Linked DNA regions of Homo sapiens: region 1 is linked to region 2. The links are chromatin loops, found by intact Hi-C in ENCODE. Cell type or tissue: transverse colon. All regions are shown on one strand. Links, peaks and the distances in the headings refer to the core of each region. The heading gives the core; the rest is flanking DNA.

Region 1 (2,906 bases), core at 337-2,836, 69 kb before region 2:
CAAAAACATGTAATTATATACAGGCAATGAAATAATTATGGAATTACACTGAAAACTTCCTAAGATATGCACATGGTGTAATTGAGGCTTTCTGGAGAGCTGTTGATCTAATTGAGCCTGTCTTAATTCTCCCATATAAACCCATTCGGAGTGGATAATGGTCCAGACAGAGGCGCTGTTGCCTGGGACCAGTGTCAGGGTGGAAGCCGGAGATGCCATTGGCTGGATCCCAGCAGAAGTCTATCTTCCAGCCTGTGTGCTAGAGGCTTCTCCAGGGGACAGGATTTTCTCCATGCCTCAGAGCCCCACTTGGGTCCCTCTCTCTGGGTCTCCCCCTCAGGGTGCTGTAGCAGGTGCGAACAGTCCCAGTGAGATTTGGGAGCACCCATGTTCTGAGTGGCTTCTGCCCCCACCATGCATCTTCTCCCAGCTCCTCCACAAATGCATGAAGACTCCAAAAACACTTGGGCCGGCTAGGTGCAGTGGCTCACACTTATAATCCTAGCACTCTGAGAAGCTGAGATAGGAGCATCACTTGAGGCCAGGAGTCTGAAACCAGCCTGTTTGAAACCAGGAGTTCAAAACGTAGCAAGACCCTGTCTCTGCAAAATAAAATAAAAATTAGCTGGGTGTGGTGGTGTGCACCTGTAGTCCCAGCTACTCAGAGGCTGAGGCAGGGGGATCACTGAGCCTAGGAGTTCAAGGCTACGGTGAGCTATGATTGCACCACTGCACTCCAGCCTAGGTCACAGCAAAAGACCCTGTCTCAAAAAAATAGAAAGAAAAAAAATGTGTGGGCCACTGGCAGTAGTCACCGAAAAGTGACCTCAGAAGATACCACAGGAAGTGGACCAAGAAGCACCAGTGTGCTGGGTTCCTAAAATGAACCAGGTCACCTAGAAGCTGGAGGATCAAGACCTCTCCCTCCTCTACTCTTGGCCCAGGGACACAGGCCCCCATCCTTGGAGTCAGGGCCACACAGCTTCCTGGGGAGGCTCTATGGGTAAAAAGGGATCCGTCACTTCCAGCTCCAGGTGGCTCAGGTGTGTCCGCGGGGCTGCCTGGGGCAGAGCCAGTTTGCAGATGCAGGCTTCTGGACACCACCCTGCCCTGTGGAACCAGGATCTTGGAGGGCAGGGCCTGGGGCCGTATATGTAAAGCAGCCTCTGGAGACTTTTCTTCCTTCAGAGATCTGAGAACTGTCTCTAACCCACTCCCATGCCAACTTGGTGTCCAGCTCAGCCCTGTGCAGGGAGGTTGGCAGACAGGTTCACCTGGCATGATGGGCCACAGCCTGCAAGCTCTCCTTGATGAAGCCTTGTGTGTGGCCTGGCTCACAAAGCCCAAGGACAGCCAGGGCTCCCCCTCCTCCTCCCCTCCTTCTTTTCACCCTCCACCCCCTTTCTGCTCCCTCCTCTTCCTCCTCCCCCTCTTTTTCCTTCCTGTTCCCCCACTCCTCTCCTCTTCCTTCCTCTTCTTCCTCCTTCAGCAAGGCCTTGATGGGACGGATGCCAGGAACATTCTGTATATCCTGTCCAAAGGAAAACATGAGGCCTGAAGAGAGAGCCTCAGACAAGAAGGAGGAAATCAAAGAATAACGCCAGGCCCTTGAGAAAGTTCTGCACCATGGTCTAAAGATTCACAGGGAAAATCCTTCTACACAAGCAGCAGAGTTTGAGGAAACATTGGTTTGGATGCAACAAGTGTTAAGAGGCAGATCGGGAGAAGAAATGGTCGGTGGAGCCGGCAGAGGGCGCTGGACACAAACAGAAGCAGAAGGTGCTGCTGAAGTTCAGCTCCGTCCTGCAATGGAGCAAAGCCACAGCTCTGGGAGGAGGCATGAGCTCAAAGGGCAGAGGCCCAGCCAGCCACCGAGACTCCAAAGAAGCCACAGTAAACCAACTGGATGCTGAGGCCAAAGTCACACGAGACCAGGCTGGAAAAGAAGCACATACAAAGGGTTTTCCGAGGCCCAGGCAAAACTTGTTAAGCAAAAATCCATGCCAGGTCACATGTGGCCAAACTAATGAATGACACTGAAAAAGAAAAAGATGCTGGAAGGAAGAAAACAAAAGCATGATCATGACTTATCTCTTGGGAGGTGAAACGCAGAGCTGAAGCACTCAGGCCCCAGCAGAGGGAGCCTCCTTCAGCGTCCTGGACAGTGAACCTTCGTTTGCTATTGATTAAAAGTCTAGCTGGTTCTGTTAGTCCAACTTTTGATCTCCGGGGGTGGGGGAGGGGGTGGGGTTTGGAGTGTATCTTCTCTTTCCAGGGAATAAGATGGTTCTTAGTGACAATCTCCTCATCTGTTTGGATGCCAATCCTAGCGTGTGTCTGCTTGCCTTCCAGGGCGGTCCCTCTCCTGGGCTACCTACCTCAGGACCTGATTGAAACCCCAGTGCTCGTGCAGCTCCACCCTAGTGACAGGCCCTTGATGCTGGCCATCCACAAAAAGAGTAGGTCCCCTTTTCATGGTACATCCTGAAGTGTTTGGCGGAAGTTCCTGTGTCCTTGGGGCTGCTTCTTGGGACCAGTCTAGCTCTGACAGGTCAGATCAGCTAAGGACAAGCAGGTGGTAGACGCCCGCCTCGCCGCCTCCCTCCTGGCACTGCAGTGCCCAGTGGAGTCGAGAGAGAGGGGTAAACTCATGTGAGTTCCTTTGTGGCCAGTTGTTTCTCAGTCCGTGGCCTGAGTCCGTAGCATCTTATGTTTACTGTTGGCTTCAGTGGCGCATGGGAGGAGGGGAGACCAGTTCATCTGTGGCTAGGAAGGTTCTCACCAGGCCAGGGGAGTGCACAGTGCATGTCCTCACCAAGCCCAGCCCTCATAGATGCAAGTGACACTAGCAGAGGTGAAACATGGGATGAAACAGCTCCTGCTGGAAACAGCCTCCTGGTAATCTA
Region 2 (2,906 bases), core at 138-2,637:
CTGGCCAACATGGTGAAACCCCGTCTCTACTAAAAATACAAAAATTAGACCAGACATGGTGGCTCACCCCTGTAATCCCAGCGCTTTGGGAGGCTGAGGCAGGCAGAACACTTGAGGTCAGGAGTTCAAGACTAGCCTGGTCAATATGGTGAGACCATGTCTCTACTAAAAATACAAAAATTATTTGGGCATGGTGGTGTGCGCCTGTGATCTCACCTACTCAGGAGGCTGGGGCAGGAGAATAGCTTGAACCCGGGAGGTGGAGGCAGTGAGCGAAGATCACATTACTGCACTCCAGCCTGGGCAACAGAGTGAGACTCAGTCTCAAAAAAAAAAAAAAAAAAAAAAAAAGTGAATTGGTTTTTAAGTGAGTACTTTTTTTTTTTTTTTTTTTGTGACAGAGTCTCACTGTGTTGCCTAGGCTGGAGTGCAGTGGCCCAATCATGGCTCACTGAAGCCTTGGCCTCCCTGGGCTCAGGTGATCCTCCCACCTCAGCCTACTGAGTAGCTTGGACTACAGGCGCCTGCCACCACACCTGGCTAATTTTTGTATTTTTTTCATAGACATTTTTTTGCCATGTTGTCCAGGCTGGTCTCGAACTCCGGGACTCAAGCAATCCTCCCACCTCAGCCTACCGAAGTGCTGGGTTTATAGGCATGAGCCACTGCGCCTGGCGTAAATGAGCACGTTTTTATACTTGAACTCTGAGGAGCAAGAGGTGGGATAGAGCTGGTGTGTTTGGTTGGTGTGTTGAACTTTGCAGGAGGTGAACGTGTATACTTTCAACTTGGATTCTTGTGTGCCAGTTCAGATATCTAATAGCTTAAACAGAATTTCAGGAAAAAGCTGGAAAATAAGGAATGGTCGTTAAATTTTATGTGGAAAAAGATAATTGGGCATAAAACATTTAAGACATACTTTTGGAGTGTAAATCTTCACATTTTTTGTTAAAAGAGTTTCGTGACTTTCTCCTGAGGCTATCTGTCTTTGGTTACCTGAAACTCCTTTATTTTCTCCATAGCTATTTATTGAATCAGACACTGTGCTGGGGCTAGGGACACCAGGTTCCAACAGATTTTCTTCCCTTGCAGAATGTTACCGAAATAGGATTTTTATAAACCTGTAGGTCTTTGAAGGCCCCTCCTCCACCCCACCCCAAATTTCTGAACGTCTATCAGGAAGTCTCAAGTATTGTTTTCCTGGTCTAGAATCAGTTTTTTTCTTCCCAGGATTCTATTTTAAAGAAAGACTTTTAAATGTTTCATGCTTTCAATAATGAAATTATCAAGAAAATACTTGTTTTCCTCAAAATATTCAGTGGCCCTGAAGATGCCTGTTAGGGCATCAATCATTGCTTTTATGTTGACTGTAACTGTTGGAAACAGATGTCCATATTAAAAAAGCTGTTAAGAAAATATGTTTTAAAAATTTGCCCAACAGGAAGGAGAAAATTAGAATCTAATAGCAAACTTGTGTCAAAGCAGGGGAGACCACATGATCTTCCTCTTTGAAAATCTGTCCTGGGTGATGACCATATGCTCTCTAAACAGGTTTTCTGTGTTTTAGGGAAAGAAGCTCAGAAAGGACCCCTGCTCTTTGATGACCTCCCTCCGGCCAGCAGTACTGACTCAGGTACAGTCTTCAGGCTCTCCCAGGTGTGTGTCAACGTCTCTACTCATCCTGGGATTGTAGTTGTCTCAATCTTTTTCCCTTTCCCCCATTTTCAACACACAGATGTTTTAGGTGTTGGACTGTCTTTAAGTTTTGAATCCATGGCATCAGGTAAGGCAGAAAAATCTGCTAGTCGCTAGCCCTGAGAAGTACTGCGAGGAAATGTGGAGCAGTTTTCTCTGGTTCATTTGAGTATTTATTTTACTACCTGAAGTACAATTTAACTTTTTAAGGCAGATTTTTATTTCCTTTGAAATAATAGGACTTTAAAATAGGTTCAAGATATTATTCATTGCAGTATGAGTTGCCACTGGATTGACGCAAAGTTTTGAGTTTATTTCAGTAACCTACATAGGTGTCCTGGTGGGATGGATTCTGAAACTTAAGTCTTACATATTTTTTGTGGGCTCACTAAGTGTTCTGCTGTGTTTCAGGATCAGGGGGACCTTTGCTTTTTGATGATCTCCCACCCGCTAGCAGTGGCGATTCAGGTAAGTGGTAGGAAAAATCCAAGGTGCTGATGGAAATAATACATAGTATTTTACTCTTATGTGAAATTTATGTATAGGTTTTAACGGGATTTTGGATGACATTAAGTCATAATACAGCATAAGGTTTACTAAAACTATAAACAGGCACATTAATTGGAAGCACAAAGATAATACTGTATCACTTTCTGGTGATATTAACTTCTTGAGGTTCAGATTGTTGGAACTGCCTTTAAGAATTAAGAGTTCACTAATTTACTCTTAACTTTGTTATTAACATTTTTTAAAAATTCAGAGTTCATTATTCCGATTTGCCTTGTTAAACAGAGTGCTTGACTCAAATGTATCGAGGCTAGTAGCATTGGCTCTACCTCCTCCTGAAAATGTTCCTTTTCATGTCCTAATTAAGTAGAAGGGAAGAATAGAGCAGATTCCTGTTGCCATTGCGGCAAAGGTATGATTCTGTCTCATGAGAACTTCTTAGGTAGAGCTCCTCTGGTTGGGGAAGGTGAGGGTTAGGAGAGGTTGGGAGATAGATGGTGTGGGGGCAGTGGGGAATGCAGGTAATCCCATTTCGTATGCAGGTATATTTTCTATATTTTAGGAAAAGTACTCCAGTCATCTTATATAAGAATTCTCAATCTTCAGGGCTGTAGACCCATACCAAAAAATTGCAGCATCCTCACACTCACAGTGTGGCCTGAAACCTTCCCAATAAAGATAGTACCCTTAGTTGTAATGAAAGT

The links. Hi-C counts contacts between places; a loop is a spot of excess contacts. Peaks named below come from ENCODE experiments on the same cell type or tissue, not always from the same donor. Only the 100,000 strongest peaks of a DNase experiment are listed, where the experiment ranks them.
Region 1: it touches region 2 in a loop (2.5-fold over the local background); 10 of 110 quality-filtered maps call a loop at or near these places.

What each region holds. Positions count from the first base shown.
Region 1 is chr2:238,262,505-238,265,410 of GRCh38, reverse strand. It overlaps PER2 (period circadian regulator 2), which reads left to right. Exons shown (of 23, transcript NM_022817.3): 10 at 2,353-2,459. Among named protein-coding and RNA genes, the nearest start is that of HES6, 24 kb to the right of the region's middle. RefSeq lists an enhancer at 1,128-1,628. In transverse colon, for the core only: a CTCF peak has its summit at 1,735 (motif pointing right); a DNase peak (open chromatin) is centred at 1,770; H3K27ac peaks cover 2,472 bases.
Region 2 is chr2:238,193,532-238,196,437 of GRCh38, reverse strand. It overlaps ILKAP (ILK associated serine/threonine phosphatase), which reads left to right. Exons shown (of 12, transcript NM_030768.3): 2 at 1,568-1,633; 3 at 2,107-2,163. Among named protein-coding and RNA genes, the nearest start is that of ILKAP, 8.7 kb to the left of the region's middle. In transverse colon, for the core only: no CTCF peak of the experiment used is centred there; no DNase peak of the experiment used is centred there.